2 separate regions of the Homo sapiens genome follow, and region 1 is linked to region 2. Evidence: read pairs that join two places in POLR2A ChIA-PET (ENCODE). Cell type or tissue: Panc1. All regions are shown on one strand. Links, peaks and the distances in the headings refer to the core of each region. The heading gives the core; the rest is flanking DNA.

Region 1 (16,844 bases), core at 2,684-7,683, 140 kb after region 2:
AAGTGTTATGCACCTAATAACACAAGTTTAAGATACATGATGGCAAAAAAGGCTATGCGATAGCATAAGAAACAATGAAATACTTAGACACTAGTTTAACAAAATAAAATCAATACCTATATGCTGAAAACTATAAAACATTTCTGAGACAAATTAACTAAGACCTAAATAACTGAAGAGATAAAAGTACTATGTTGGATACAGATACATTGCTGGCAGGAATGCCAATGGTAGAACTACTTTGGAAAAATAAATTGTATTTTTTTCTTTTTTTGAGACAGGGTCTCACTCTTTTGCCCAGGCTGGAATGCAGTGGTATGACTGTAGCTCACTGCAGCCTTGAACTCCCTGGTCAAGCGATCCTCCCACCTCAGCCTCCCAAGTAGCTAGGACTACAGGTGCATGCCACCACACCTGGCTAATTTTTTCACTTTTTGTAGAGACAGGGTCTCACTATGTTGCCCAGGCTGGTCTTGAATTCTCGGCCTCAAGTGATTCTCCTGCCTCAGCCTCCCAAAGTGCTGGGATTACAGGCATGAGCTACAGTGACCCAAAATTATATTTTCTTATAAAGTTAAACATGCACTTGCCAGACAAGCCAGAAATTTTACTTCTGGGCATTTGCTCAAGAGAAATGAAAACATTTGTCCATAACAAGACTTGTATAAAATGTGCATGGCAACTTTCATACATAATGGTTCCAACTTGAAACAACCCAGAGGTCTATCAACAGTTGAATGGATAAACAAATCGTGATATACAATGGGATACTACTCAGCAGTAAAAAGAAAGGTAAAAACAAATGAGATCCATGAAACATGGATCTCAAAAATATTCTGCCACATGAAAGAAGCGTACACAAAGGGTCCCTATGTAGTAATTTCATTACTACTAAATTATAGGACAGGCGAAACTGATCTGCAGTGGAAGAAAGGAGATCAGTGGTTGTCTGGGACCAGTCATAGGAGGGGAATCAACTGCAATGAGGCAGGAGAGAATGTTGTGGGGCATGGAAACTTTCACATATTGCTTGGAATGGTTGGTTATACAGATGTGTATGTTTCTTAAAATTCTATACAGATGTATACATTCCTCAAAACTCATCAAACTTACACTGAAAATTACTGCATTGTATTACATCTAAATTGGCCCTCTGTAAGCTGGATTCAAAAGAAGTAAAGGAAGAATTTAGTTGACAGGGAGGAGTTGACTACTCATGAGACAGAAGAGATTATTAATAATATAAAGTAAGATGAGAATGTGTCCATTCTGTGAGAATAGGAGATTGAGTTATCTAATGTGCTATTCTTAGCGTCTGGCACTTAATAGGGATTCAATAAATGTTTATTAAATAAATGAATTAATGAAGGTGAATGAGTTAAAAAGCCAAAGCACCTATTAGGGATTGGCCTTGGATATTTTCTCTGATGTAATAGAACATGTGCAGATATAGGTAGATTTGAATCTGCAAGTTGGAAGTTGATGGAGTTTCCATCTGGTAACTTTATTTTTTCTGAAAATTTTGCTGGGTGAGGAGGAAAGAAAGGGGGAAGTAAGAGTGTTAAATGTTCAAGGATAGTAGAAATGTTTGAAATAATTTTGTTCTTTTGAGAAGGAAAAATCAAGTTTACAAAAGAAATGTAGAAACCTGGTTTGCAGTGAGGCCCTCTCAATTGCTGGTCATGAATTTATAATGATACTAATTTTCTTCTAGTTTAACATTCTTTGAGAATGGTTGGACACTTGGGTATAAATGCAAAGAAGAAAATACTAGTGTTCACTTGTGGTTTGGGTTTGAGAAGATTCATCTGATGAAAAGACAGAGAGACAAGGAGGTTTATGCTTTAGCAGAAGTGTTATTCAGATAATAGAACATGCAATCTAAGCAACTTAAGAGGGGAATAAGGGAGAAAGCTGATAAAGGGAGAGAAAACAGAGGGAGTAAATGGACTGGGGATCCAAATGCAATTGAAGAATCTCTGTAGTGGGAGTAGTTGAAAAAGTCAAGTTGTATCTTTCACCACTTGCTGGTTGGCTACCAAGAACCCCTCAGAGCCTGAACACTGTGGGTGCGGCAGGAAACCCATCTATGGGCAGATAGAGAAAAATTAATGTATTCTCAAGCATAATAGCAGAAGACAAAGCTGAATGATAGATGGATGCTACTGAGTCAGAATTAGTAAAAGAGACAGGAGAGAACTTTCAAAAGTAATGAGAACACTTCTCTTCTGCCTAGGATATAGTGGTAGCAGGCAGCAGCAGGCATTTCTCCAGCTACAATAACTATGAAAAGCAGATGGATTTAAAACTATGATTGAAGAGCTTTGGAAAGGCAAATTAAAAAGACTGATAATACCAAGTGTTGGTGAGGATGTAGAGCAAGTGGAACTCTCATTCATAACTGGTGGGAATGTAAATTGATAAAAACCACTTTGGAAAACTGTTCGACAGTACCTACAAAAGGGAAATATATGTCTACCCCATGACTCATCAATGCCATTCCTAGATAAATACCCAAGAGAAATGTATGTATCCACAAAAAGACATGTAAAAGAATATTCATTGTGACCTATGATTTCCTTAAACTGGAAAGAAAAGAACCCAAACTGGTATATTTATATACTGGAATACATTATATAGCCATAAGAAATATGACTTAGCTATATAAGCAAAAATGTGAAAGAACTGCAACAGGTATTGCACTGAGCTAAAGAAACCAAATATGAAAGAGTGAATGTTGTATGATTCCTTATATGAAGTTCAAAAATGGAAAATTAAGTGATTATTTTAAAAGTCAGAATAATGGTTATCTCTCATGGGGGCAGGGTGGCTTAGGAAAGGAGTGTGAGGAAACCTTCAAAGATACTAGAAATGTTCTATACCTTAGTTGGAGAGCTCTGAATTAATATTCTGGAAGATCAAGTGGAAGAAATACCTAATAACACAAACAGAGTCAATTTTGCTTTTTAATCCAATCTAACAGCCTTAGTTGGATTTATTTACCCTAGTGATGTTTATTTTGATCATTGACTTATTTGATTTTATTCCTATCATTTTATTTGAAGTTGTGGTTTTTCTTTGCTATGTTTTCATCTTGTAATTTCTTTTGTATTTTCTGTCCCTTTTCTGAGTTGAGCAATTTTCCTTTGTTTTCCCTTCTTTCTGGCAGTGTGGAACTTTGGTTACTTATTGGTAGCGTATCTATTAAATACACATTTTAACCTGCATTTTTTTCTATTAATTTACATTAATATGTAAAAATAAATAATAGCTGGGCAACATTCCTCTTTTTTTAAAACCAAAAATTTTCTTTACCTGTTTTGTTGAAAAAAAAAATCTGTTTTAATTCCAAGCCATTATTAGTTTTTTTTCCCTTATAAATCATCATCACTTCAGGAATCCTTTCTTAAGAATTGCATTGGCCAGGTGAGTTGGCTCATGCCTGTAATCCCAGCACTTTGGGAGGCTGAGGCAGGTGGATTCCCTGAGGTCAGGAGTTGAAGACCAGCCTGGACAAAATGGCAAAACCCCATCTCTACTAAAAATACAAAAATTAGCCAGGCATGGTGGTGGGCACCTGTAATCCCAGCTACTCAGGAGGCTGAGGCAGAGAGAATAGCTTGAACCCAGGAGGTGGAGGTTGCAGTGAGCCAAGATCGCGCCATTGCACTCCAGCCTGGGCGACAGAGTGAGACTCCATCTCAAAAAAAAAAAAAAAATTGTATTATGATTCACATCATCTGCAGCATTTAGTAAGCTAAACAGCAAAATACATTTTACTGTATTTTTTGATCCACCACAGTTGTTTTTATATTTTGGTCCTCCCAAGTTGTGGCTGGAGGTTTTGCCTGAGCAATTTGTTTAAGAGTGTATGGTTGATATACTTTTTGAGTTTGTGAACGCCTGAACATCTGAATGACAACCTAGCCAGACATAAAATTCCAGAGTCACAATCCTTTTCCCTTGGACCTTTGTTGATTATCTTCAATAAGCAGTCAGGAGAAGGAAAGGTATAGGTCATTTGCTGAGGTCTTTCTTCTTATTATTCAATATTATTTCTGCTTCCTGTTGTATATTTTCTATTTGGTCAAGCTAATATTTTATCCACCATAAACAAATACTCCCATTTTAAACCATCTTGTGTTATTTTCCCCATTTGCATATCCTCCCTTCTCATTGCCATCCATCCCATTTTATCTGTTCTTCAAATCATATCTGAAGTTCTACCACATCCATGGAGCTTTCTCTATTTACCCCAGTTTCAAATTAATTTCCCCACTCTCATCATAGTATTTATTGTTTCTGCCATATGTTTTGCACTTCATAAAATCCTAGAATTTTATATCTGGAAGAGATCATACTCCAGCTTCCTAACTTTTCAGATTAAAAAAAACCATGGTCAGTGAGCCACATGTGTCACTTGGGTGATGTGAGGTCCTCGGGCATTCTGGGGCTACCCTTTAATACCTAAAGAGGATGGTTCTCAAGCCCCAAACCCTAACTACATTCAGAAGTCCTCCCTTAAGATTTCTGTGGATTTCCAGGGCCTTCTGCTCTCATGATTAGTGTTGCAGCCAGCATCCCAGCCATTCCTCTTTGCTCAGCTAGAGGCCACCTTTTCTCATTGGATCATGTCTAGAATCACAAGTGCCACCAACCTGTTGTACACAACTGATTTTTTACTGAAGATTTGTCTTCTCTAAAAGGGTCTACGAGCTTTAAGAACAAACAAGACTTTTGTAACTTTTATAGCTTCTAGTATAGTGGGAGCCATAGAAAAACAGCAGCTTTACTTTGGGTGCTAGACAATGCCGTTCTAAAATTCAGCAGCCATTTCTCCTCCAAAAGGGAAATTTTATCCTGGCTGTGTCCTTTCAGGTCATTGTTTCTTGCTATCTTCTTTCTTCTTTACTCTTCCAAACTCACACAATCATGTTTCCTTGGAGTAATCAGAGTAATATATTTCTCCATTCTCTACCTAAAATGAAACAATCTTAAAAATATTCCATGACATAGTAAGATGTCTATATAGGAATGCCAACACAAAGAACCAGCTAAAGCTTTGAAATACAGTTTTTTTCCTTTATCCCAAGCAGAACTCCATCCTTCATTAGTCTCTGGAAATGGAAGAAAAATAGTGTAATAATTTGTTTTCTCCTTGACCACAGAAAGCCTCTATGTGCTATGAACAATAGTTCGTTTCAATTATGCATTTCAATAACACATGAATTCTCAGGAAACAGGTCTTCTTAGAGTCCTATACTTTTCTTTAGACTATATTATCATTTCCCCTGTTCCAGGTTTTATTCAATTTTACATTTTGTTATATGCTCTTTTCTACTGCTTTTTTTATTGTTTTACATATGTACTTCCTGCTTTTCTAGAGTCTAGTGGTTGGAAAGCAAGTATTGATTATTGAGATGGTCATGGAATAAAATATATACAGGTATTCAAGGATTGTGTATATTGAGTAAGCATTTATATCATTTGATAAACATCTGTCATGTGCCAGATGACGTGCTAAGTGCTTTACATACATGACCTCTACTCCTTTCCTTGTTTCTTTGAGATAGTACCTTTGAGATAGGTACTATTATCCTCATCAAACAGAAAAAGAAATTGACATTCTAGTAGCATAATTCATTTGATTCCACATGGCTAAATTGAGAAACTAGACCTGTCAGATTCCAAAACATTTGGCTCTTCCCACCATACCCCAGGCATTCCAATGCTGACAATTGTTTCTCTAGCGGTTGATGTATTTTTAATGAAAAACTTTGCAGTGCACTTATTGGGCAGTGACCACATCCTTTTTGCAAGATTACATTTTCTTTAAGTTTTAAGACCCATTCATTTTTAATGTGATTTTTAAAGCTCATATGTGAAACTGATAGTTTTCTTTCTGCCTTTCAGTTTGACCCATTAATGATTGAAAGCAAAAAAGCAGCAACTGTGGTGTTAATGCTTAATTCTCCAGAAGAGGAAATTTTGGCTAAAGCATGTGAAGCCATTTATAAATTTGCTTTAAAAGGTTTGGATTTTTTTCAGTTTATCTTTCTGTTTCATTAATTTCTTAAAATATTTACTACCTCTTGGGCACTTTTCTTCCTAGTCTTTAACTTACTTGCTGTCGGATGAATTATTTCAGACAACCAGGATATTATTTAATGCATTACCTAAGAGCAATCTCTCTTCCTGAGTTCCTAGCTTAATCTTAAGGAGTAATTTAGTCACTGGGTAGAACAGTCATTCTGAAAGTTTCATTGTAGTTTTAGAAATTGTAAATGTCACAGAAGCTAAAAGAACTCCCAATAGTCAAGGCTGGAACAATTAGAACAACAAAGTAAAGCAGTATTGGCTTATCATCCAAGTGGAAAATAAGTATCCATGAGTCCATACTGATATAAATAAAATGGGTGAATAAATGGAAGAGAAGAGACAAATCTCCTATGCAGAAGAATTCCTAATAGTTTATGTAGACACTCTTGACTTCAAGGAGGTGAAATGTAACTTCCGACTCTTTGAGTGGGAGAGGTACAGAGTGACTTATTTCCAAAGAGTACAATGTAGAAATGGGGAAAATAAGCTTACAATGGATAAACCTGACAAACACTACCGCAGCTAGGTGATCAAAATCAACACCACACATCTGGGCATGGTGGCTAATGCCTGTAATCTCAGCACTTCGGGAGGCCAAGGTGGGTGGATCACTTGAGCCCAGGAGTTTGAGACCAGCCTTGGCAATGTGGCAAAGCCCCATCTCTATATATAAAAATATATATATACAAAAACTAGCCATGTGTAGTGGTGCATGCTTTTAGTCCCAGCTACTCGGGAGGCTGAGGTGGGAGGATCACTTGAGCCCAGGAGTTCAAGACCAGCCTTGGCAACATGGCAAAACCCCACCCCTACAAAAAATAGAAACATTAGCCAGGTATGATGGCACATGTCTGTAGTCCCAGCTATTTGGGAGGCTGAGGTGGGAGGACTGCTTGACCCTGGGAGGCAGAGGTTGCAGTGAGCTGAGACTGTGCCACTGCACTCCAGCCTGGGCAGCAGAGAGAGACCCTGTCTCAAAAAACAAACCAACCAACCAAAAAAAAAAAACAGAAAACAAACCACCAACTGTGATAAGTCCTATCAATATTAGGTGCTCTTGATATGATGTGATGAAAATGACACTTTATTTCTGTGTTATTTTTCTTAAAAATCTATAACCCCAGTTTAATAATGATTTTTAAAATCAGACAAATCCCGGTTCAGGTACAAAATACCTAGCCAATGCTCCTCAAAACTGTCATGGCTATCTACAACAAGCAAGTTTGAGAAATTCACATAATGGAGGCATAATGAGTAATGACATAGGATCCTGGGACAGAAAGAAGATATTAGGTTAAAACTAAGGAAATCCGAATAACTAAGTACTTTTGTTAATAACAGTGTCTTCATATTAGTTCATTAACTGTAAAAAATGTACCATACTAATATCAAATGTTAATAATAGGGGAAACTGGGTCTGAGGTATGTGCAAAGTCTTTGTACTGTCTTTGTAACTTTTCTGTAAAACTAACATTGTTGTAAAACATAAAACATTTAAAAATTATAAATATTACACATCAGGTTCTACTGAAAGGTTTATTCATAGAGGATTTAAAAACATACAAGATGCCTATATTTTAGTCTTCATATTATTACAAATGATTAGACTTTTATTATGTTGCATGACATTTTAATTGAGAATATTAATTTAATTGAGAGTTTAGTGTAACTAAACTGGTTTTTTTTAATAAACCATTTCAAACTAAGATAGGGACAATTTTGTTTTAAATAAATGATACTTGACATATTGTGTTGGAAACTGAATGAGAGAACAACAAATCATTCAATTAGCAAAGGGTATAATACTCACCTTGCTTTGTCACTCAGGTCATCATTGGGAATCCAGATGTAAACCAGAGTGTTTCTGGAAGTTACTATATCTTTTTGAGTGGATGGTGTAGAATCCTGGGTCAAATTTCAGGGAGATATTGGATTGTGCATCTATGGCAGCATGAATCCCATTCAGTCTTACGGAGTCATTATACATCATCTGGCTGTCACGTGTATCTAATTATGTGTTATCTCTTTTTGCATGACATGAAGAAATAGGCATGTATTTCATATGAAATCAATACAGAAATAATTTTAAGTCTGATGTTTTATACTAGTAGTATTTTCTAAAATTAAAAAAAAAATGATAGGACTTTGGTTTCTGGCCATGACGGACCACTCTACTGCCTGTAACAATGAATGAAACAGACCCAATATGTGAAAGTAGAGTAGACTTACTCTATTGGTGGAAACAATGAAGAAAATAAACGAGATATATGAAATAACAGTTGACAAGACCATCAACATCAGACAATAAAGGGCAGTGACCACTGAGAGACGGGAAACAAGGGAAGTAAACCCTATGATTGCCTCAGATTTTTGACTTTAGAGAGCTTTTTGGCCATAGCACTGGAAAAGGTAACCTGGTGGATTCTCTGAGTTAAGAAGACAAACCTGAAAGTCCAGAGAAATAAAGGTATTCAGAGTTTTCAGGACAGAGCAAAGGAGAGGAATGAGTTTCACAGAAGGAGAACTCAGGAGCTCTGTAAAGGGTCTCATTCTTGTATTTAGAAGAGTAGTGAACAGCATGTACATGTGAGGGTAATAGTTGGAACAAGAGGCACCCAAAGGATTGGGGTAACAGTGCCTGGTGCTCACATACGGCTAGGAGTAATGCCTGTTTCCATCAGCCAGGCAGAAACTTCAGAATTCATGGAGCATTGTGTAGAATACACAGAGGAGTCTTGCCTCAGTATGAGAAATAATTAGTCCTAGATTGTGCACTGTTCTAGTACCACCTAGTAAATATTAAAAGCAAGACTTGAAAGGATCAAGTTGTTTCCAAGTAACTTAATTTGTCCCTGAAAAAAATCTTAAGAATACAGAAATATCCATTGCCCAAGAAGGTAAAATTCACAATATCTTGCATCCAATAAAAAAATTACCAGGCATGAAAAAAAGCAGAAAAAACGCATAATAAGATATATATCAATGAGTAAATCAAATTGACCTAGATGTTAGAATTAGCAGGAAAAGACATTAAAAGATTAATTACAACTGTATTCTATATGTTTAGAAAGTGAAAACATGGAAGCTATAAGACAGATCCAAATACAACTTCTAGAGATGAAAACTTCAATGTCTGAAATGAAAAACACATAGGCTTTGATTAATGCAGTTTGGACATTGCAGAAGAAAAGATTAATGAACTTAAATACATAGTAACACAACCTGTCCAAAATGAAGGACAGTGAAAAGAGATTTTAAAAAGATGAACAGAGATTCAATGAGGTATGAGAAAAATTCAAGTGTCCAATATATGTGTAATTGGAGTCTCTGAAAAAGGGAGACAGGGACAGAAAAAGCGTTTGAAGAAATAATGGCCAAACTTTCCCTAAATCTGATGAAAACTCTAAGTCCATGGATCCAAAAAAGTTTGTCAAAACCCAAGTGCAAAGAATATGAAATAAACCATGCCATAGTACATTATAATCAAATTGCTTAAAATCAGTGATAAAGAGAAAATCTTAAAAGAAGCCAGAATCAGTAAAAACATGTTACATTCAAATAAAGATAAGGATGACAGTAGATAATAACAAATTATAAATAAGGATGATTTATCATCAGAAGTTATGCAAGTGAGAAGTCTGTAGAGCAACAATCTTAAAAGAATAAAAGAAAAATAAAAACTTTCAACACAGAATTACATATCCAGAAAAAAGGTCTTTCAAAAACGTAGGTGAAATAATGTTTTTTTTCCAAATATAAAAAGCTAAAATAATTTATTTCCAGCAGATCTACACTATTACTTATAATAAAAAGAGGCCTTTTAGGCAGAAGGAAACTAACACTAGATGGAAACATGGATCTACAAAAAAGAATACAGAGTGCTAGAAATGGCAACATATATGTTTTGTTATTTGAATCACTTCAAAAGCAAATTTATTAAACAAAAATAATCATATATTGTGCAACTTGAAACATATGTATAAATAAAATATATGGCAACAACAGCCCCAACATAGAAAGGGAAAAAATGGAAGTATACTATTGTTAGGATCTCATATGTGAAGTGGCATAATACCACTTCAAAGTAGACTGTGTTAAGTTAAAGATGTATACTGCAACCCTAATGCAACCACTAAAATAACAAAATAAAGGATAATATTAAATAAGCCAATGAAAGAAATAAAATGGAATCAGTAATATTCACAGAATACATAGAAAAGAAGGCTGAATATGAAGAAAAAAGAAAACATGGAATAATGGGGCATGTAAAAAACGAGATGGTGGATTTAAATCTAACCATATCAAAAATCAAATTAAATATAAATGTCCTAAATACCTTGATTATCAGGGAGAAATTGGTATATTGGATAAAAAGCAAGAGTAAACCACATGCCACCTTCAAGAAGTGCATTTAGAATAGAAAGACAAAAATAACGCAAAAGGATGACAACAGATATGTCATGCTAGCATGAATCAAAAGAAAGCCCAAGCATTAGTAACAGAAATATTAATATTATAAAAGTAAACAGAGAAAAGAGTAGTACCAGAGATAAAGAAGGTCATTTTATAATGATAAAGGGATCAGTTAATCAAAAGACTGTGAAAAATCTTTTTTTTTTTTTTTTTGAGACAGAGTCTTGCTCTGTCACCCAGGCTGGAGTGCAGTGGCGCAATCTCGGCTCACTGCAAGCTCCGCCTCCCGGCTTCACGCCATTCTCCTGCCTCAGCCTCCCAAGTAGCTGGGACTACAGGCGCCCGCCACTACACCCAGCTAATTGTTTGTATTTTTAGTAGAGACAGGGTTTCACTGTGTTAGCCAGGATGGTCTCAATCTCCTGACCTCGTGATCCACCTGTCTCGGCCTCCCAAAGTGCTGGGATTACAGGCATGAGCCAGTGCGCCTGGCCGAAAAATCTTAAACAGTTATGTACCAAATATGAGATCTTCAAAATACACGAAGCTAATAATGCAAGGAGAAATAGATATCCACAATTAAAGCTGGAGATTTAAATACTCCTCTCAATAAATAAAAGAACAAGTGACAGAAAATATAAAAGGATATAAAGGATTTGACAATATCAATGAATTTAACCTAATTAATATTTATAGAACACTTTAAGAGCAGTAGAGTATACATTTTTTTTTCAAGTGGATACAGAACATTTATCCAAATAGATCATATTCTAGGCCATAAAATAAGCCTCAATAAATTTTAAGTGATTCCAATAACACAAAATGTATTTTCATACCACCATGGAATTAAATTAGAAATCAATAACGCAGAAAACTCTGGGTAATTGTTAAGTAGTTAGAAAATAAATAACATACTTTTAAATGACTCATGAATCAAAGAAGAAATCAAAACAAAAATCAGAATTGAAAATTAAAACACAGCAAAAGTGCCACTCAAAGTATTTAGAGAGAAGTTTATTGCACTAAATGCCTATACTGGAAAACAAGGAAAGTCTCAAACCAGTAATCTCAGCTTCTATCTTAAGAAACTAGAAAAAGAAGAACAAGGCTGGGCACAGTGGCTCACACCTGTAATCTCGGAACTTTGAGAGGCTGAGGTGGGCAGATCATGAGGTCAGGAGACTGAGACCATACTAGCCAACATGGTGAAACCCTGTCTCTACCAAAATACAGAAAATTAGGTGTGGTGGCATGCGTCTGTAGTCCCAGCTGCTTGGGAAGCTGAGGCAGGGGAATCTCTTGAACCAGGGAGGTGGAGGTTGCAGTGAACTGAGATCATGCCACTGCACTCCAGCCTGGCGACAGAGTGAGACTCCATCTCAAAACAAAAACAAAAAACAAACAAAAAACAAATTAAACCAAAAGTTAGTAATAATAAGGATATAATAGATATCTCAGTATAAATCAATGAAATAGAAAACAAAAAAATTGATGAGCCATAAAAATGAAAAGCTGCTTTTTGAGATCAATAAAAATGATAAACCTCGAGATGGATTGATAGACAAAATAAGAGAGAAGACAAATTATCCATATCAGGAGTGGGAGAAGGGACATCACTAGAGATCCTACAGATATTAACAGGATAAGAGGAATATTATGAATAAATTAATACCAATAAATTCTACAACTTAGATTAAGTGGACAATTTTATTTCAAGACATAAATTTCCAAGCTCACTAAAAAAAGACAGCTTGAATAGCTCTATATTACAAAAACTGAAATTTGTAGTTAAAAACTTTCTCACAAACAAAACTCCAGGTCCAGATGGTTTTACTGGTGAATTCTACCAAACCTTTAAGGAAGAAATAATACCAATTACACACAAATACTTTCAGAAAATTGAAAAGGATGGCATACTTCCCTATTCATTCTGTGAAGCCACCACTACTGTATAAAGGCCCAAACAGCAAAAGGCAAGAAAGAAAGAAATCTGCAAGTCAGTATGCCTTATTAACATAGATGTAAAAATTCTAAACAAAAGTTAGCAAATTAAATTCAACAATGTATAAAAAAAGCAAACACATCATGACTAAATGACTTATTCCCAGATTGCAAGGTTGATTTAATAACTGCAAATTAATCAAGGTATTTTACCGTGTGGGGTAGGTAGAAAAATAACCCCAAAATATCTACATCAGAATCCCTGGAAGCTATGAAAATAGTATGTTACATGACAAGGGATAAATAAGAATGCTGATAGAATTAAGGTTGCTAACCAACTGACTTTGAGATGAGGAGATTACCTTGGATTATCTAGGTTGGGCCAACACAATCACAAAGGCCCTTATTGGTGAAAAAAGAAGGCAAGAGAGTCAGAATTGGAGAAGACATGATGGTGGACACAGAGGTCAGAAGGGCGTGATTTCTGGCTTTGAAGACGAAAGGGGCTCACTAGCCAAGGAATGCTACCTGGAAAAGAAAAGGAAATGGATTCTGCCATTGGGTTTAGCTCCCAAGGAGCACAGATAGCCCTGCCAACATTTTGAATTTCACCTACTGAGATATATATCAGACTTCTGACTTCCAAACCATAAGATAATAAATTTGTGTTGTTAAACCACTAGATTTGTTATTACAGCAGCAATAAGAAAAAAATATATTTTTTTAAAAGAAAAAAGAAAAACCATATGATCATCTTAATACATGCAAAACAACCTTTTTGGCAAAATCTGACATCCACTCCTGATAAAATATGTCTGCAAAGTAGGAATAGATATAAACTTTCTCTCCCTAATAAAAGATATCTACAAAAAAAACCTATGGCTTACAACACACTTAATGGTAAAAAACTGAATGCTTTTCCCCTAAGATCAGGAGCAAGAGAAGGATGTCTGCTATCATCACCTTTATTCAACATTGTATGGGAGATTCTAGCCAATGCAATCAGGCAAGGAAAAGAAATAGAAGGCATCCAGAAAATTTGTAGTTAAAAACTTTCTCACAGATTAGAAAAAGGGATAGAACTATCTCTATTTGATTTATAGAAGATGACATAATCTGGCTCTGTTCACTCACCCTAATTATTTTGAGATTAATTCATATTGTAGCATTTCTTTTTATTGCTACCATTATATGGATTTACCACAGTTTGCCTGGGTCATATGGTAGGTGTACATCAACATTTTAAGAAACTGCCAAACCATTTTCCAAAGTGATTTGTACTGTTTTATATTCTCACCAGCAATTTATGAGGGTTCCAGTTTCTCTCTACACTAGCTGGCACTTGATGCTGTCCATCTTTTTGATTACAGCAATCCTTGTGGGTGTGAAGTGGTATCTCATTGCGGTTTTAATTTGCATTTCCCTAATGACTAATGATGGAGAGAAAAATGTACTTTATTGTCATTGTATATCCTCTTTGGTGATGTATCTGTTCAAATCATTTGTTCACATATATTTTAAAATTTGGTTGTTTTCTTATTCAGTTTTAGAAATTATATATTCTGGATATACATCCCTTACTTCTGTATCAGACATATATTTGCAGAATTTTTCTCACAATTTGTAGAATATCTTTTAAAAAAATTTTCTAGACTTTTTTTCTGTAAGCAATGTTATGTTTATAGAAAAATGAGGCCAGGCACAGTGTCTTGTGGAGCCTGTAATTCCAGCACTTTGGGAGGCTGAGGCAGGAGGATCACTTGAGCCCAGGAGTTTGAGACCAGCCTGGGAAACATAGTGAGACCCCATCTCTACAAAAAAATTCGAAAAAAAAAAAAATTAGCTAGGCATGTTGGTGGTTGCCTATAGTCCCAGCTACTCAGAAGACTGAGGTGAGAGAATCGCTTGAGCCGAGGAGGTCGAGACTGCAGAGAGCCATGATCACACCACTGCACCCCAGCCTGAGTGACAGAGCAAGACCCTGTCTCAAGAAAAAAAAAAAAAAGAAAAAAGAAAAGAAAAATGGGAAGTAGAGTTCCCATAAACACCCCTCCTCAATTTGTTTTCTCTATTATTACAGTTATCTTTTGCATTGTATTAGTCAGGATTCTCTAGAGAAAGAGAACCAATAGGACATATGTAGATATATATGAAAAGATTTGTAATGGGAATTGACTCACATGATTGTGGAGGCTGAGAAGTCCCACGACAATACCATGTGCAAGCTGGAGAATAAGGAGAGCCAGGGGTGTAATTCAGTCTGCGTCCTAAGGCCAGAGAACCAAAGCTGATGTAAAGTCCTAGAGTTCCAAGGCCTGAGAATAGGAGCTCTGATGTCCCAGGGCAAGAGAAGATGGAAGTCCCAGCTCAAAAAGAGAGAGGATTTTTCCTTTTTACACCCTCTGTTACTCAAGCCCTCAACAGATTGGATATTGCCCACTCACATTGGTGAGCTCACATCTTTACTCAGTTTAGAGATTCAAATGCTAATCTCTTCCAGGAACACCCTTGCAGACACACCCAGAAACGTTTTAGTAGCTATTTGTGCATCCCTTAGCTCAGTCGCTTTGGCACATAAAATTAATGTGATGACATCTATAGACAATTCTAACAAATCCACAAAAAAGGGCTAGAACTAATTAATTATGCAAGGAAGTATTTGTTGAGTGTCTGTTACATGACCGGCACTGTCCTAGGCACCCAAAGGTATGAGAAAATAGGGCAGAAAGGGCATCTGTCCTTATGGAGAGTTATCGTGGAGTAGGCAAGCAAAACACAGAGGTTGTTAAGTGATATGACAAAAATACAGCAGGATAAAGAGGGGTAAGACAGACTTGGATGTGGTGACAGAATTAGATAGGGTGATTGCGGGGGACTGCTCCAAGGAGGTGCAATGTGAGCTCAGAACTGAAGACAAGATGAAGCCAGCTTTGTAAACAGGGGAAGGGAGAGGAGGAAATGTCCGGGATGTGTGTCCTTGAAGTTTATTCTGAGGGAAATACGAACGGAAGCCAAGAGTAATGTGAAAGGCAAATGGCAAATAAGAAATTGGAATGGCACAAGGCAGAATGCTGATGAGATCGATAATATCCATGTGTGGTTTTGTTTTACGTGTGATGTCAGGTGAGGAAAATAAAACAACCCTCCTTGAACTTGGAGCTGTGGAACCTTTAACTAAGCTACTCACCCATGAAGACAAAATTGTAAGAAGAAATGCTACTATGATATTTGGAATCCTGGCTTCTAATAGTAAGTATCAACTTTTAAAAATAATCAAATAATCCCATGTTAATGCATTATCATTCTTTTAAATTTAACATTAAGGAATTTGTTTCAATTTTATTTAAACTGACTTTCATGTTCACAAAAACATTTTATCAGTATAATGCAGCAAATGTGTGATTTCACATTTTAAGGGATAATTTTAAAATAAGAAAACATGTGCAAGCACATCCATGCAAAAACTCCTCTCAGAATTGGTGATGTAGTCCTACAAGCTGAGAGAGCAATCATTTTCTCTTAAAATTATTTTTCTTGAGTTAGTGTAATGTAATTTGCCTGCCTATATGTATCTTACATTTCATGTATATTTCATAGTGAACAAAGCCTAAAGAGTTTTGATAAACTCTTTTTTTGAAACTGCAAACTATATTTTGCAAAAGATAAATTTAAATGTGCGTTTACCAAGGTAGGTGGATCACTTGAGGTCAGGAGTTCAAGACTAGCCTGGCCAAAATGGTGAAACCCCGTCTCTACTAAAAATACAAAAAGTAGCCAGGAATAGTGGCAGGTGCCTGTAATCCCACCTACTTGGGAGGCTGAGGCAGGAGAATCGCTTGAACTCGGGAGGTGGAGGTTGCAGTGAGCTGAGATTGCGCCACTGCACTCCAGCCTGGGTGACAGAGTGAGACTGTCTCAAAAGAATAAATTTTAGAAAGTGCACTTACTCCTTAAATCAGACCTATTACTTGCTTGGAATCATATATGTCATATTATTATATTAATATATAATATATATTGAATAATATTAATCATGTGTACATAATTAACATTAATATGTGATTAATATCAATATACAATTAATATCAATATATTAATATATTAGTATGATATATTAATATGTAATTATATATTATATATTAAATAACGTATTAGTATCATATAATATGATGGTATAATATTAGTTAAAAGATGCTATTATGTCCATTAGAATATCAGTTTGAACACCATGCCAATAAACGCAGTCTCTGACTTATGAACAGGATATATTTTCCTTGTCATTTTCTAATAGTAGTTTTTGAGTCAGCCACCAAAAACCCTGTAACTCATAATAAATTTTAAATGACACTCTTAGTGGAGACTGAATTCTAACATGAAACTTAGGCTGCTCT
Region 2 (16,844 bases), core at 5,694-10,693:
GCCTCAACCCAAGTGCATAGTTCGTGCATATTTTATTGGGTCTGACTTCAGCCAAAATATGTGTATGTATGTGTGTATGTATACATACATATATATATATATATATGCGCACACATATATAGCAGCATTATATACATATGTATGTGTGCGTATATATGTATATGGGTGTAAAACTCTTTGATGAAAGTTTCACTTGAAGTTTTCTTAAGCATGCATCTTGTGCTTTGAGGAAATGAACGAGTATTTGGGCAGTAAGGGGTTTTCCAGGCCGGGTGCGGTGGCTCATGCCTGTAATCCCAGCACTTTGGGAGGCTGAAGTGGGTGGATCACAAGGTCAGGAGTTCGAGACCAGCCTGGCCAGCATGGTGAAACCCCCATCTCTACTAAAAATAAAAAAATTAGCCGGGCATGGTGGCGCATGCCTGTAGTCCCAGCTACTTGGAAGGCTTAGGCAAGAGAATCACTTGAACCTGGGAGGCGGAGGTTGCAGTGAGCCGAGATTGCGCCACTGCATTCCAGTTTGGGCGACAGAGCGAGACTCCATCTCAAAAAAAAAAAAAGGGAGGGTTTCCTAATACCCTTCAAAATACATCACATGGGCAGGTAGTTACTTTCTCCTGGGCCCAACCCTCATGAGGTGCATATATATGTGACTTAATGGGTCTACAGTTTTAAAGTTTTTAGTCTTTAAGAAAGAGGGGCTGGGAGTGATGGCTCATTTCTGTAATCCCAGCACTTTGGGAGGCTGATGCACGTGGATCTCTTGAATTCAGAAGTTATAGACCAGCCCTGGCAATGTGGTGAAACCCCATCTCTATAAAAAATGCAAAAATTTGCTGGGCATGGTGGTGCACACCTGTGGTCCCAGCTACTTGGGAGGCTGAGGTGGGAAGATGACTTGAGCTCAGGAGTTCAAGGCTGCAGTGAGTCATGATTGCACCACTGCACTCCAGCCTGCATGACAGAGTGAAACTGTCTTAGAAAAAAAAAAAAAACAGGCAAATACTTCCTGAGATCTTAGACTATATCTGAATAAACTGAGTGAAAATATTTTATATGTAAGGACAATATCTATCTACTTATCTGTCTATCTCTCTATCTCTCTATCTATCTATCTATCCATGTATCTATCCATCCATCCTACCTATCTAACTATCTATTGGTCACCTGTAATTCTACAGAGACATAATTAAGTGCTGAGTAATTAAGAAAGGAGAAAAATGGAAGGATAAGACAGTATGTGCCCAGGAGGAATCTATGATATACGTAGCTGGCAAGATGTGCCTATTCGGTCGTGCCCATTTTAAATTAGCATTCTCTGTAGTTTTCTTCTTAGAAATCATCTCTCCCTAACACACACACACGTGTGCGCACATGCACATATGCACACCACATTGATTTTTATTCTTCTTTTTCAAAGTTCACAGCTGTTCTATTCCACAGATGAGAGGATATTGGAGAAATGCTATAGAAGAAACAACAAAATGTTAGTACTTCTGGTTTTTTGGGCAATGTGTTGATTTCGAGAATGGTCCCAAGGTGTTCATGACTGCCTGTGTTCACTCTGGGCTGGCCATGTGACTTGTTTTGGCCAATAGGGATGGTAGCAAACATGATGCAGTGGACGGTGGAAAAATAATTAATGCACACCTGGGACATTGGTAACTCCCATCTTTCCCTCTTTGTTCTTTATTTTCTATCTTCATAGAAAACAGCAACTTTTACATTTGCAGTAAAAACAATGGCAGTTTACTCTCCCTTCCATTTGGTGGTGTGTTGGTAAATGTTTAACCTTTAGTTCTTTGAGAAATTAAAAAGCCCTACACAGAGATACTTCATCTTTACAAAAAATTAGCTGGCCATGGTGGCAAGCACCTGTAGCCTCAGCTACTTGGGAGGCTGAGGCAGGAGGATTGCTTGAGCGCAGAAGTTTGAGGCTGCAGCGAACTATGATTGCACCACTGCACTCCACCCTGGGGGACAGAGCAAGACTCAGTCTCTAAAATGAAAAAAGGGCGGGGGGTGGGGAACCACTGATGTGTAGCTTTTGCTGATTTCTGTGGTGTAAATACTCCCACTGTGGTTAATTTCAAGCTACCAGTATCATGTCACTTCATATGGAGATGGGAAGTCATCATTGTGTAGTATTTCCGCTGAACAGGCAGAATAAATGTAAATAACTATGACAGCATAGGTAGTAGTTAAAAGTAGGAAAATAACCAGGAAATGATGAATTTTGAATATTTATTACCTTTGCTATTAATATGATTTATTTAATTGTACATTTATGCAATTTAGTTTTTTTTTTTTTTTTTTTTTTTTTTTTTTTTGAGACAGTGTCTCACTTTGTTGCCAAGGCTGGAGTGCAGTGACACAATCTTGGCTCACTGCAACCTTCACCTCTTAGGTTCAAGAAATTGTCCAGCCTCTGTCTCCTGAGTAGCTAGGACCACAGGTGTGTGCCACCATGCCCAGCTAATTTTTGTGTTTTCTGGTAGAGACAGATTTGGCCGTGTTGGCCAGGCTGCTCTTGAACTACTGAGCTTAAAGCAAGCCACTCACCTTGGCCTCCCAAAGTGCTGAGATTACAGGCATGAGCCACTGTGCCTGGCTCAATTTAATTTTTAATAATGGTGGCTTAATAGCTAGTTCTCCAAATTCTGCTACATTTAACCATGGGTTTGATATGGTTTGGCTGTGTCCCCACCCAAATCTCATCTTGAACTGTAGCTCCATAATTCCTATATGTTGTGGGAGGGACCTGGTGGGAGATAATTCAGTCATGGTGGTGGTTTCCCCCATACTGTCCACATGATAGTGAATAAGTCTACGAAATCTGATGGTTTTATCAGGGGTTTCTGCTTTTGTGTTTTCCTCATTCTCTCTTTGCTTGCTGCCATCCATGTAAGATGAGTCTTGCTCCTTCTTGCCTTCTGCCATGATTATGAGGCTTCCCCAGCCATGTGGAACTGTAAGTCCAATTAAACCTCTCTTTTGTAAATTGCCCAGTCTCGGGTATGTCTTTATCAGCAGCATGAAAATGGACTAATACACGGTTCTCACAAGTCAGTGTGAATTGGCTCCAGCACCTTCTGTATCTCATCTTACCATAGCCACATTGATGTCTACAAAAAGGAGAGCCTGGGGCTCCAGAAGTCACTCTATCAGGGAACCAGGGTGACATGGGGAGGCTCACTGGTGGGGTGGGGGAGGACTCTGGATCAGCCAGAATCACTGTTGTGTTTTCACTGAAGGGTTTTCTGCCACATTTAGATTGTGTATCTTCAGATTCATAGGAAAGGCTGATTATAGGGTGTATAGAAACCAGCTTAAAGCAACACCCTTGTTTCTTGTGACTTAACTCTTTCCCTTTCAAACTCCTATTTGATACTCCTCTCTAAAATGATCCTCATCCCTAAATACTGCCCACTCAGTTGTTCTGTTTTCTAATATTTCTTTCTTTAAATCAGGAGTGGGAGAACACTGGCCCTCAGGTTCTTTCTCGACTATTTTTGGCATGAAGTCCCCAAGGATAATTTCTTCACTTCTACTCTAGTTGTGCAAATGTTTCATTGTTTGGTAGCAACAAATTAAAACCCCATAGTTTGGGGCTGTTATGCTTTACGTTCCTGGCTTATCTGAGCTTATCTTTCTCTCTTTTCCCTGTCTTTGTTTGGGTTTCTCTGTATCTCTTTCACCACCTGGTCTTCCCCATAATTTGTCCTTTTCTATCTTCTTCTCTCTGGGTCTTTTAAATAGTCCGTAATATAGAATGAATGCCTACATTTTGATTATTTGTGTTTAAAAAAAAATTAGAGATAGGGTCTCGCTCTGTCACTCAGGCTTGCATGCAGTGGCATGATTCCAGCTCCTGTAACCTCGAACTCTTGGCCTCAAGTGAGCCTCCTGCCTTGGCCTCCCAAAGCACTGAGATTATAGGCATGAGCTGCCAAACCCAGACTATTGGTTGTTTTTATGAAATCAAATATACTATCCCTCTCTTTCTCTCTTTCTCTCTCTCTCTCTTTTCTTTTTTTTGGACAGAATCTCACTCTGTCACCCAGGCTGGAGTGCAGCGGTGTAATTACAGCTTACTGCAGACTTAACCTCCCCAGGCTCAGGTGATCCTCCCACTTCAGCCTCCTGAGTAGCTGGAACTGCAGGTGTGTGCCACCACGTCTGACTAATTTTTGTATTTTTTGTAGAGATGGGATCTTTCCATGTTGCCCAGGTTGGTCTTAACTGCTGGGCTCAAGCAATCTGCCTACCTCAGCCTCCCGAAGTGCTGGGATTACAGGTGTGAGCCACTTTGCCCGGCCTGTATTCTTTTATTAATTTAAATACTATGTGAATGGTATATGTTCTGTTTCAAATTTTAAAACATGAATCTTATTTATGAGTTCCTTGATAGATTTTCCAAGGGGTGTCAATTGCTTTTGAGACAGAACAATAATTTTTCTACATTCACCCTGAACACTTTACTATATTCAGCCCAAGAGAATACTACCCACTGATGAACTAATAGAAGAAGCAGAAAACCAAATTAACAGAAAAATGCTTTAGGGAGCTGGGACAGAGTAGTATCATAATGTGCTATCAATATAACTTCAAGCCATTTTACCAAAAATTGAAAAAAAAAAAACACTGGAGACATTGTAATACCCAAAATTCTATACAGCACTACAGTGTGAACCAGCCAGTAACATTTAATCTAAATTCTTCAATAGCTCTGCCCTGGACCTGTGTGCTGTTCTTTAACTAAATAGCAAAATAGGTGGCTCAAGTGGTAAGATGCACGACCCATCTGTGTTTGAGTCAGGGAGAGCAGTTCCCAGCTGGATGGCTCTAGAAGTGTGAGAATGGCAGAGAGCATGATCTACTCACAGATGCTATACTAACAGCCAAAGAGGGGCCTGTTGTTTAGAGAAAGAAGCTATTTTTAAAGTTTAACACAACTGGAAAATTTTGACTCTGCAAGATCAGGAAGTCATATTTCATTTTGATGAGACCCTAGCAGAATTCTCTGTGCACACTCAGAATTATGTTTTAGAAACTAGAAATATCCACAAGGGAAGCTATCAAATTATAAATATCTTATAAACTAATGCCTAAGGATAATAGTAAAGTTGCTTGAATCAACGGAGATAAATCTTGGGGCTAGAAAGCAGGGTTTGTTTTTTGTTGTTGCTGTTGTTGTTGTTTTTTGAGATGGAGTTTTGCCCTTCTTGCCTTTTTGCCCAGGCTGGAGTGCAGTGGCACAATCTTGGCTCACTGCAACCTCCACCTCCCAGGTTCAAGCAATTTTCCTGCCTCAGCTTCCCGAGTAGTTGGTATTACAGGTGCCCACCACCACGGCCGGCTAATTTTTTGGATTTTTAGTAGAGATGGGGTTTCACCATGTTGGCTAGGCTGGTCTCAAACTCCTGACTTCAGGTGATCCTCCTGCCTCAGCCTCCCAAAGTGCTGGGATTACAGGCGTGAGACACCACACCCAGCCGGGCTTGTTCTCTTTAGGATCTCACAAAGTGCCTAACACTGTGGGTGCACAGTCAAGATTTCGTTGAGGGCTAACTCAGCCTTACTTTGCATGTACAACAATTATAAGAACGATAATCTCTCCAACAATATATAGATGTTAGATGTTGGAGGCTGCAACATCTACCTTCTTCAACCTCTGATGGATGCACTCAATGCAGACCTATCTTATGGGGATCAACAGGCACATTTCGTAAAATGGCCAGATCAACAAATCTTCTCTCCCGCTTTTTTAAATCTCCAGTGCAGGAAAAATGTTAGGGATACGTAATTCCAACTAGGGGCCAAAGTAGGGCTCCTGGCCCACCAATTTTTTTTTTAATATTTCCAGTCCCTAGAGTACCCTTGGGGGAGGAGTACCAAGTAGGTCTTACTGCACATTGTCACACTCAGGGCACAGGAAGCAGCAAAGAACATGGTTTCTTCTAGTCTATCAGGAAATGAAGAATTTGGGCAAAACCGATTGGGCAAAACAGATGTAGAAACACTACATCATGTGTGAAAGGCAGTCAAATGGATGTCAAGCTCTTCAATATCCCTCCCCAAAACTCTTTGATGGGGTGTAGGTAGTTGCCATTTCTTCTATGAGCCAAGTTGAAATTATAAGTAGGAAGCATGAATGTTTCTCCTCATAATAAAATAGACAAGCATGGTTTTAATTTTAGATCAAGGAGATTCAAGTTAGAGCTAAGCAACACTCTTCTTTCAGTAAGAATTATTCACAATGAAAACAGTTCTCAATGAAATGCTCAAGATGTGGCTTACAAGTGAATGCCTAATTAAAGTCAGACTTCCATATTGTTCATGCATGCACTATAAGAAACAAAAAGTGGGGCATACAGCCAAAAATAGGAGATTCTGGACACAGAAAACATAGACAAATGTGCTACAGTAACTCAACAAGATTGACAATAAATATTCCACAACTGATCATAAATGATTTGTTTTCAGAACAAATTAATGAAAGATTGAGTTGAAATTTTTGTTTATAAAAGAAATCAGAAATGTATGGGAAGATTAAGCTTCTATTTGTCACCCTGCAGGAATGTTCTATTTGGCTCCAGGGCTTTATTTAAGAATGAAGTTTTACTCTTCTATGTAGGAATGCTCAGGCTTGGAACCAAAATCTATCTGCAGAGCCACTGATCTCAAAACACAGATTATCCTCTCTCTTACCTCTCGCATGACTTAAGTTCCCATTCTTGAGCTATCTATTTCTCCTTCTCTGATGAAAACTTTTCAAATCTCACCCGTTAGAGGAAGTTGCTTTTCCTTTTGCCAAATGATCCAAATAATGTGTGGTTCAAGGTGATTGTTCTTCCAATCCTCCAGGTGCCTAATCTTGTAGGGCACACAACCTTTTTCCACGGGGCTTTATTCTGAGGAAGATTCTTTTGTGAATCAAGATACAGCTGCTATAACTTGAGAAAGTGTAATAAGACCCCTTGGGTGAGCCATTACTTTTGAGTGAAGAAGGTAGTACTGAAGATGAAATGCAGTGAGTTCACCGGCATCTGCGTCTGCTGCTGCCTGGCTCATCTAGGGTCCTAGGATTGCTACTTGACCACAATTCAGAAGATACCAAGAAGAACTCAAAGAAATGTATCATTCAGTTAATTTTCACATTAGCTTACCAGCTTCCAAATAATATAAACAAGGTGGATGGTGTAATTAAAGTGTCAACAAGATTTTAGAAAATGTATAGTTCATGGCACTGTGCTAGGAAAACATTACTCGTGTAGGTCTGTGGGTAAATATTTTACTAATATTTACCTAATAGTAAAGTTGTTATGCCCACTTTAGCTCCCTATTGATTTGGAAGACAGAGGATATTTTAGATGAAATGTATAAACAAAGGCAAATCTTGATTTGGATTCCTTTTTTTTTTCTTTTTCGAGACAGGGTCTCACTTTGTCATCCACAGTAGTGTGCAGTGGCGTGATCATAGTTCACTGCAGCCTTGACTTTCTGGGCTCAAGTGATCCTCCCACCTCAGCCTCCTAAGTAGCTGGTACTACAGGTACATGCCACCACTCCTGGCTAATTTTTTTTTTCTTATTTTTTTGTAAAGACAGGGTCTTATTGTGTTGTCCAGGCTGGTCTCTAACTAAAAGGCTCAAGCAATCTGCTTGCCTTGGCTTCCCTAAGGGCTGAGGCTACCATGCCCGACTTTGATTCAGATTGTTAGTGAATATCAGAAGGTTCATACAACCTTTATCATTCAGCATCATGCATTGTAGACATATACTTTTAAACAATCAAAAATAAGAAACCTGGAAAATAGAATTTTCTTGAAAAACATCTCCAGTAGTGCGAGGGACACATATTTTGTGATCACCGTCTGCTAAGGTGTATTTGCAGGTCTTCCTTTTCCCTCTTGCAATTGCTCCCTGTGTTTCCTTGTGAAGCTGTGTTACGTGAGCCCAAGCAGAGATTCCGCCTAGGTATTCTATTAGCTTTTACAGTAACCAGTGTGTAGAAAACACAAATGACGGAAGTCATTGCTTTTAAAGCCCTTCTCACAAATGAATTTCCTTTGGAGACGCAATATCCCAGGAGCATAATAGATTTTCCTCTCCCTTCTTCCATTTGAACAGACACGTTCACAGCTAACTAATCAGTTGCAATTCTAATCTATATTTCTGATTTGTTTACATGCATCATGCAGGCTGGCAATCTTTTGAATTTAAATGTGACTTAAAGTAAAATAAAATAAACCACAAGTAAATGACACAGAATTGCTAACAGTAGGAACTTTGTTTACATTCCACATTCTGAAAATATTTTGTTCAGCTGGCTAGGGAAACCACATGGTGGAGACAGACTGGGTGAGGATTTGGTTTACTGCCTGGCTGGAATCAGGATGGAAAAAGGGATGGCATGTGATATGGCTGTCTGTCACCTCAAATCCAGAGAAAGAACACATTCTCAGCACACATGTGATCTGTGCTTTAACAGAAGAGCTCTAATAATCCTAGCCAGATCATCACGTGCGCCTGGCACTGGGCCAGAACAATATGCCAGTCTATTGGAGTATTCAGATAATAACCGTCTCTTCATTTCTGCAGTCATCAGCAGGTGCTGCTTCGTACATGACTCTCTTGGAGTCTGTTTGTTCTGCAAGTCCTTTGTTCCTGCCTACTTTCTGAAATTATCCTCTAATACAGTCCTATTTCTCCCTTCCCACCTACATTTGAAGGTTTATTGAGAGGCTTTCGTATTCTTGTTGGTCTCGCTGCCTTTCCCAGATGATGACTCCAGCTCAATTAAATGAAACTTAGCAATAGCTGAGGAATGGTCACTAAAGGGACAAGATGCATTGAAAACACACAGATGCCCTTTAACGTGGGCTCTGTCCTCCAGAGCAGAACATTGCAGTGAATGCACCTGTACCAGGGTGCATCCTGGTACAATTACTTGGTGTAAGAAATGAGAAAGAAGGCAGGAATGGAGATGAAGACAGAATTTAGAAGGGAAGAATGAGATTTTAGCAGGCCAGTTCTAATAGCAGATGCTCCTAAGATGCAACTCAGAAAATTAGTTATTTCATTATCCCTTTGTTAGGAATATATTGCCCACATGAAGAGAACCAAAGGAAAAAAAAATTTTTAGAGATGTAAGGACACTGTTCACATTGTTGTTGTCTTTTTTTTCTTTGAAAAAACAAGTCTCCTTAAGCACATGTGTACCTTGGGATCTCATCAAGGAACTCATCCTGCTTAGGGATTTCAGGAGCTCCAACAGAGAGTGCTTGGAGTACTTAGAAGAGGGGTCAAGGCATGGGAAGAGCAGAAGTCTCCTCTCCCAGCCTTTGATGTGTCCATCTGGAAAGGAAAGAATGTCTAGTAGCCACTGTGAGAAGCAGAAGAACTGAAACTGTTCCAGATTCTATAGGCATGTCTCCAATTCTCTGCCCTCCGGGGAAATTAAAGGCAGCCCCTGCTGCCTCGGCACCTTCCCTTGCCTCTGTCTTCCCTTTCCCCGCCCTGGCCCAAGCTCACCTTGACCAGCTCCAATCTCTGTTCTCTGAGTCTGGTGACAGGTCTTGAAAAGCACTGCCCTGCTTGGATGTTCTTTGGCCACACTCGGAGGAGTCTTGCTGTCCATTTTCAGGGGAGTGGTGTCCCATCCTCCAGCCTGGGCCTGCTTTCTGCTTGGTGTTCTTTAGTCCCAAGCTTCACAGACCTACTCCTCCATGCGCCCTCAGCCTTTCCTTCCAAACTTGCAGGCTTTGGAGAGAGCCTTTCAACTATGAGAGCCTCTCATAGTTATCAAAGAGCAACACATCAAGCTCTAGAATGAGAAAAGAGAAAACAAATGGAATTCTGGAAAAATTCTCCAGTAAATTTATAAATGCTTAGAGAAAAACCTTTCCCCCTATGACACAGACTTGTTCATGAAACAGAAGAATAATTTAGTTAATACTTTTAGTTCTCAATGAAAGAGGATATTTGGAACACACACATGCATACACACACACACACAGAGATCAAACTTTAATCAAAAGCAATAAAAAGCAGACTTAACACTGTAGAAAACTCTACCATGTGTAGATAACTAGCTTAAGGAAATGATTTAGATTGTGAAGGAATTTTTTTTTTTTTTTTTACTTCATTGAGTTCTAAGTCATTTACAATTGTCCATTTTACGTATACAGTTGGATGAGTTTTGGTCAACGCACACAGTTGTGCAACTATAATCACAAGAAGGTTTCCAACAGTTTTATCACTCTCAGACCTTCCTTTGAGCCCCTCTGCAGTAAGTCTCTACCCCCACTTCAGTCCTTAGCCCAAGGAAACTAGTAATCTGCTTTCCGTCACTGTAGTTTTGCTTTTATAGAAGTGTTTATCAATGAAGTCATACAATATATACTCTTTTGTGTCTGGTTTCTTTCACTTAGCAGAAGTGTTTTTGCGATTCATTCATGTTGTTCATTTTAGTAGTTCATTTCTTTTTATTGCTGGGTCCCTTGTATGGATACATCACATTTTGTTTATTCATAGGTAAGCATTTGGGCTGTTTCCATTTTGGAGGTTATTATGAATAACGCTACTGTGAGCATTCACATGAAAGTCTTTACGTGAACATATGTTTCCATTTCTTTTGGGTAGGTATCCAGGGATGAAAATGTCGGTACATTGGTATGTTGGTACATGCATATGGTAAATGCATATTTAAACTTTAAAGAAACTGTCAAACTGTTTTTCCAAAGATTTGCAGCATTTTGCATTCTTACCATCAATAGATGAGGGTTCCAGTCACACCACATCCTCATGTACCCTTGGTGTTATCTTAATTTTAGCCATTTTAATGGATGCATTTTGTTGTCTAATTTTAGATTTAATCTGTATTTCTCTACTGATTGATGATATTAAATAAACATCTTTCTGTGTGCTTCTTGGCCATTCATTTATTTTTATTTCGTAAATGTGTAGTCAAAACTTTTTTTGCCCATTTTTTCCATTTGGATTATTTGTATTCTTCTTCTTGAGTTTTAAGAGTTCTTTTTATATTCGGGGTACAAATCTTTTGTCATATCTATGTTTATTTTATATTCATATATAAATACAGATTTCCAATCCATGGCTTGTCTCTTCTTTTTTTCTTTTCTATTTTTGAGACAGGGTCTTGCTCTGTCACTCAGGCTGGAGTGCACCCTCAGCTCACTGTGGTGCCATCTCAGCTTACTGCAATGTCTGCCTCCTGGGTTCAAGTGATTCTCGTGCCTCAGCCTCCCAAGTAGCTGGGATTACAAGCATGTGTCACCATGCCCAGCTAATTTTTGTAGTTTTAGTAGAGACGGGGTTTCACTATCTTGACCAGGCTGGTCTCAAACTCCTGGCCTCAAGTGATCTGGCCGCCTTGGCCTCCCAAAATGAAGTCTTTTCATTTTTTAATGGTATTTTTCAAGAAGCAAACATTATTAACTTTGATGGAGTTCAATTTAACAGGTTTTTTTCCTTTATAGTTTGTGCTTTTTATCCCCCATCTAAAAAATCTTTGCCCTAACCCAAAGCCACAAGAATATTTTCCTGTGTTTTCTTCTGAAGTAAATATTTTTTATTTATTTATTTACATTAAAAAGAGTATTTATTGAGTACTTACTATATGCCAGGCTTGGAGCACTTCATATATATTATTTCAATAAATCTTCATAACAATCCTAGGAGGTAGGCTGTTTTGGTATTTTGTTTGTTTTATATTGTTTTTATACGTAATTACCTGCTCTACTGTTCTCTTTTAAAATTTCAATAGTTTGGGGAGAACAGGTGGTGTTTGGTGCATGGAAAAGTTCTTTAGTGGTGATTTCTGAGGTTTAGGTGCATCCATCACCCAAGCAGTGCACATTGTACCTAATGTGTAGTCTTTTATCCCTCACCCCACTCCCATCCTTCTTGCCCTCACTCCAGGCCCCAAAGCCCATTATATCATTCTTATGCCTTTGTGTCCTTATTGCTTAGCTCCCTCTTATAAGCGAGAACGTAAAATGTTTGGTTTTTCATTCCTGAGTTACTTCACTTAGAATAATAGTCTCCAACTCCAATCAGCTTTCTGCGAATGCCACTATTTTGTTCCTTTTTATGGCTGAGTAGTATTCCATGGTATCATAGATAATACATTATCTTTATTCACTGTTGGCTGATGGGCATTTAGGCTGGTCTCATAGTTTTGCAATTGTGAATTGTGCCGCTATAAGCATGAGTGTGCAGTTTCTTTTTCTTTTTCTTTTTTTTTTGACGAGATGAAGTCTTGCTCTGTCACCCAGTTGGGAGTGCAATGGTGCAATTTCAACTCACTGCAACCTCCACCTCCTGGGTTCAAGCCATTCTCCTGCCTCAGACTCCCAAGTAGTTGGGATTACAGGCGTGTGCCACCATGTGTGGCTAATTTTTTGTATTTTTAGTAGAGATTGGGTTTCACCATGTTGGCCAGGCTGGTCTTGAACACCTGACCTCAAGTAATCTGCCCACCTCAGCCTCCCAAAGTGCTGGGATTACAGGTGTGAGCCACCACACTCGGCAAGTTTCTTTTTCATATAATGACTTCTTTTCCTCTGGGTCGATACCCAGTAGTGGCATTGTTGGATGAAATAGTAGTTCTACTTTTAGTTCTTCAAGGAACCTCTATACTGTTTTCCATAGTGGTTGTACTAGTTTACGTTCTTACCAGCAGTGTAAAAGTGTTCTCTTTTCACCACCTCGCTGCCAACATCTGTTATTTCTTGATTTTTTAAAATTATGGCTATTCTTGCAGGAGTAAGGTGATATCTCATTGTGATTTTGATTTGCATTTCCCTGATAATTAGTGATGTTGAGCATTTTTTCATGTGTTTGTTGGCCATTTGTATATCTTCTTTTGAGAATTGTCTATTCATGTCCTTAGCCACCTTTTTGATGTGATTATTTGTTTTTTTTCTTGCTGATTTGTTTGAGTTCCCTGTAGATTCTGGGTATTAGTCCTTTGTCAGATGCATAGTTTGCAAATATTTTCTCCCACTCTGTGGGTTGTCTGTTTACTCTGCTGATTATTTCTTTTGCTGTGCAGAAGCTTTTTAGTTTAATTAGGTCCCATCTATTTATTTTTGTTTTCGTTGCATTCTGAAGCAAATATTTTTAATAAAGAGACAGATTTAAAAAATAGATTATGGAGTGCTGCCAATCTGTAAACTATTGTTATTAAAAAAGTAAATAGACCAAATAATCAGAAATGATAAATGAAAGTGAGCAGGGAAACAAATCTTTTATAAATCTAAAAACATTTAAAATTTAGATCTAAAATCCAAGAACAAAGGCTTGAGGTGGGTAATCATAAGCAGGGCAGAGATAAGGAATAGAAAAAGAGAAAATATACCACATGTTACAAAGAATGAAAAAATGAAGTACCTATTTGTCTTAATACATTTTGTATTGCTATAACAATACCTGAGACTGGGTAATTTATAAAGAATAAAAAAGCTTTTTAGCTCATGATTCTGGTGACTGCAAAGTTCGAGACTGCACATCTATATCTGGTAAGGGCCTCTGGCTGTTTCCACTCATAGTGGACAGTGGAAAGGAAGCTGGAGTGGGCAAAGACATCCTATGGCAAGAGAGTGAGCAAGAGAGTTAGACTGAGGAAGCCAGACTCATTAACGATCTGCTTTCATGGGAACCAATCCACTCCTGTGAGAATTCACCCCAGCAGGAGGGCATTAGTGGGCATTGATCTATTATTGAGGGATAAGTCCCCTCCCGGCATGACTCAAACACCTCCCAGCACTGCCACATTGAGGATCAAATTTCAACATGAGTTTTGGTAGGGACAAACCAAACCACAGCAGTGTTGTAGTTAAACGTTTAAATTTATAAAGGATCTTAATCTCTCTAACTCCACAGCCTTTGAATTGAGGATGGCTCCTCCACTTTTGTCTCATGTACCTGCTGGCTCAGGAAATGAAGGACTAGGATGCCTTCCTGGCCCTGCCAGGCTGGGTGGTAAGCCAGATTTTGCCCTGCTTTTCCACATGTTTTCCTCTTCCAGACTTTGAGACATCTGGCTCCTGGATCCCAGCCTGGGCCCCTGCTTTCTCTCTCCAGGTGCTCCTATTCTCTCTTCTCAGCATTTCAACGCTAAACCAGCACTTAGTGGACTCTGGCCTAGGAAATCTCGGCCCCAGCCTGGCCACGTGGCTGACACTCAGTCTATCATTCCATGAAGTAGGAGAAGGGAAGGCTTAGGAAGATATTACCACCACGAGAACTAAAGCCAGCTTAGCTTGAGATGTCTCCTCCCCAACAGTGGAATGTGAGATACTGAAGCAACATCTAGAGAACTTGGCAGAAAAAAAAAGAGAATTTAGTAATCTAGTAGAAGTTAATTTAAAAAATGTCAAATATGCTTATTTCTGGAATATAGATGATCCCAGTGTGATTTCTACAAAAGTTGCTTTAAAATGTGCTCCAAATACTAAGATAAATCAGAGAACAATTGAATTAATGGAGATTATATAGATGAAGAGGATTGGGAGTAGACTTTAAAACCATCCAAGGCGGGCATGGCGGCTCATGCCTGTAATCCCAGCACTTTGGGAGGCTGAGGTGGGTGGATCATCTGAGGTCAGGAGTTCAAGACCAGCCTGGCCAACATGGTCAAACCCTGTCTCTACTAAAAATACAAAAATTAGGTGGGCGTAGTGGCAGGTGCCTGTAATCCCAGCTACTTGGGAGGCTGAGGCAGGAGAATTGCTTGAACCCGGGAGATAGAGGCTGAGTGAGCTGACATCATGCCACTGCACTCCAGCCTGGGCAACAGAGTGAGACTCTGTCTCAAAAACAAACAAACAATAAATAATAAAAATAAAACCATCTGAAGATGGAGATATGTTGAAAGATATTAACTGATGAATAGACAGTGCTATTCTTGAAAAGTTAAAAATATTGTTAGCAGATAAATTATGAAACTATGAGTGTCTTGAAAAAAATATTCAGGAAGTGACTGAATCCACAAAGATGGTCTGAGTGCTTATTACAGGCAAAGGCCTGAGCTAAGAGTGGTTAGGAAGACAAAGACATAGAAAAGCTGAGGCCCTGTCCTTGGAGAGGTTATGATGTACACAGTTGGATATTGAAGGCTTACCGTCTTAGCGATGCTTAGGCAAAAGCAGGCGAGCAACTGGCCAGTAGGCTCTGTGCTGTCCCAGAGCCCATCTTAGGGACTAAACTAGAGCATAGGAAGTTTGAATAAAGTGGGTCAAATTCTAGGGTAGATAACATTTGGAAAGCTATAGAGAATCTGTATCTATCTATGGCAAGAAGGAGAAAAGGGTCTGGCAGGTAGGAAGTCAGGTGGAAACAACTACATCCCAGGAGTTGGCTCAGGTAGGCATCTGGAACCCAGGAGGCTGATGGCTTTCCAATCACTTCACAATCCAGCAAGACACAGAGATGGCCCTTCTCATCTCTTAGTGGGCGTTATTCTTTCTAAGGGCAGGTTTCCTGTCTGCAGCCCTGGTGCTGCTTCTTGGGCATGCTCTGGGACATGGTGGCAGCTGGCTGAAGACTAAGGAAACTCACTGCCAAAGGAGCTCACTGATCAGTCACACCGTTTAGATGTTTTTTTTTTTTTTGAGACACGGTCTCACTCTGTTGCCCAGGCTGAATGAGGTGCAGTGGCGCAGTCACAGCTCATTGCAGCCCTGAACTCCTGGGTTCAAGTGATTCCCCCACCTCAGCCTCCTGAGTAGCTGGGACTACAGGCATGTGCCACCATGCTTTTCTGAATTTGTCTTATTTTTGTAGAGATAGGGTCTCACTATGTTGCGCAAGCTGGTCTCAAACTCCTGGCCTCAAGCGATCCTCCCGCCTCAGCCTCTTAAACTGTTAGGATTACAGGCGTGAGCCACTGCATCTGGCCAATGTCAGCTTTTGAAATGTGTGTTGTGTACCTGCCATGTCTGTGAATAAGATGCTTCACGGTCTTTGTTGGGAATAACCTCTGGTTGAGTGACAGATATAGACACATCAGCAGATGATTTCCATACAACAAGGCCAATGGTAACTGCAAGAGCTGAAGTCTTCACAGTACCTCGAACACATAAAGAGGGACACTCAGCCTAAGTGCCAGGGCCTGTCAGGGAAGGGTTGCTGGAGAAATAATACTTGAGGGATTATAAGAATTTGCCATCTGTAGGTAAGGGAAAGAAGAGGACATTCAAAGGAGAGAGAGGTGGGTTTTCTATGCATAGGGAAACACTTGAGAAAAAGAGCAGGGTGTAAAGTGTGCTGGGAGCTACGTGGAGCTCCGTAATGCTAGAGCTTAGGACAGTGTGGAGCAAGGTATGATGAAAGACATCCCCATGGGCAGGGTCCTGAAGAGATCTCCAGCCCATCCATAGTGAGCATGGACCATATCTTATGGTGAGCCACTGAAGGATTATAAGTAAGAGAATGATGTTGCCATTTTAACTCACTCTGGTGGAGAAGAGAACCTGATGAGAGGCAGGGAGATTGGCTGGAAAACAAACTCTTCACACTCAGTGAAAGGTAATAAGCTTGGATCAAAGTCAATGGTAGTAGAGAAGAGAAATGAACAGATTGGAGAAATATTTAGGTGGTAAAATCTGTGGTGGGTGAGGGAAAGTGAAATACCTAGGATTTCTCCCAGCTCCCTGGCTGGACTCCTTTGTGTAATTAACATGTAATGTGGGAGTGTGAGCAGGTATGGGTCAGGGATAGGAGAGCTGGGAATACAGGGAGATTTGTATCTCTTAAAAATAATAACTGCTGGCAGGGTGCAGTGGTTCATGCCTATAATCCCAGCACTTTGGGAGG

Evidence for each region. ChIA-PET counts read pairs that join two places held together with the same protein. Peaks named below come from ENCODE experiments on the same cell type or tissue, not always from the same donor. Only the 100,000 strongest peaks of a DNase experiment are listed, where the experiment ranks them.
Region 1: POLR2A ChIA-PET joins it to region 2 with 6 read pairs; 2 of 35 experiments call an interaction of 5 or more read pairs at or near these places.

What each region holds. Positions count from the first base shown.
Region 1 is chr10:22,940,231-22,957,074 of GRCh38, forward strand. ARMC3 (armadillo repeat containing 3) reads left to right here. Exons shown (of 19, transcript NM_173081.5): 3 at 5,914-6,031; 4 at 15,577-15,702. Among named protein-coding and RNA genes, the nearest start is that of ARMC3, 21 kb to the left of the region's middle. In Panc1, for the core only: no CTCF peak of the experiment used is centred there; no DNase peak of the experiment used is centred there.
Region 2 is chr10:22,797,075-22,813,918 of GRCh38, forward strand. No RefSeq gene overlaps it. Among named protein-coding and RNA genes, the nearest start is that of PIP4K2A, 91 kb to the left of the region's middle. RefSeq lists enhancers at 13,402-13,992, 13,993-14,582. In Panc1, for the core only: no CTCF peak of the experiment used is centred there; a DNase peak (open chromatin) is centred at 8,327; H3K27me3 peaks cover 279 bases.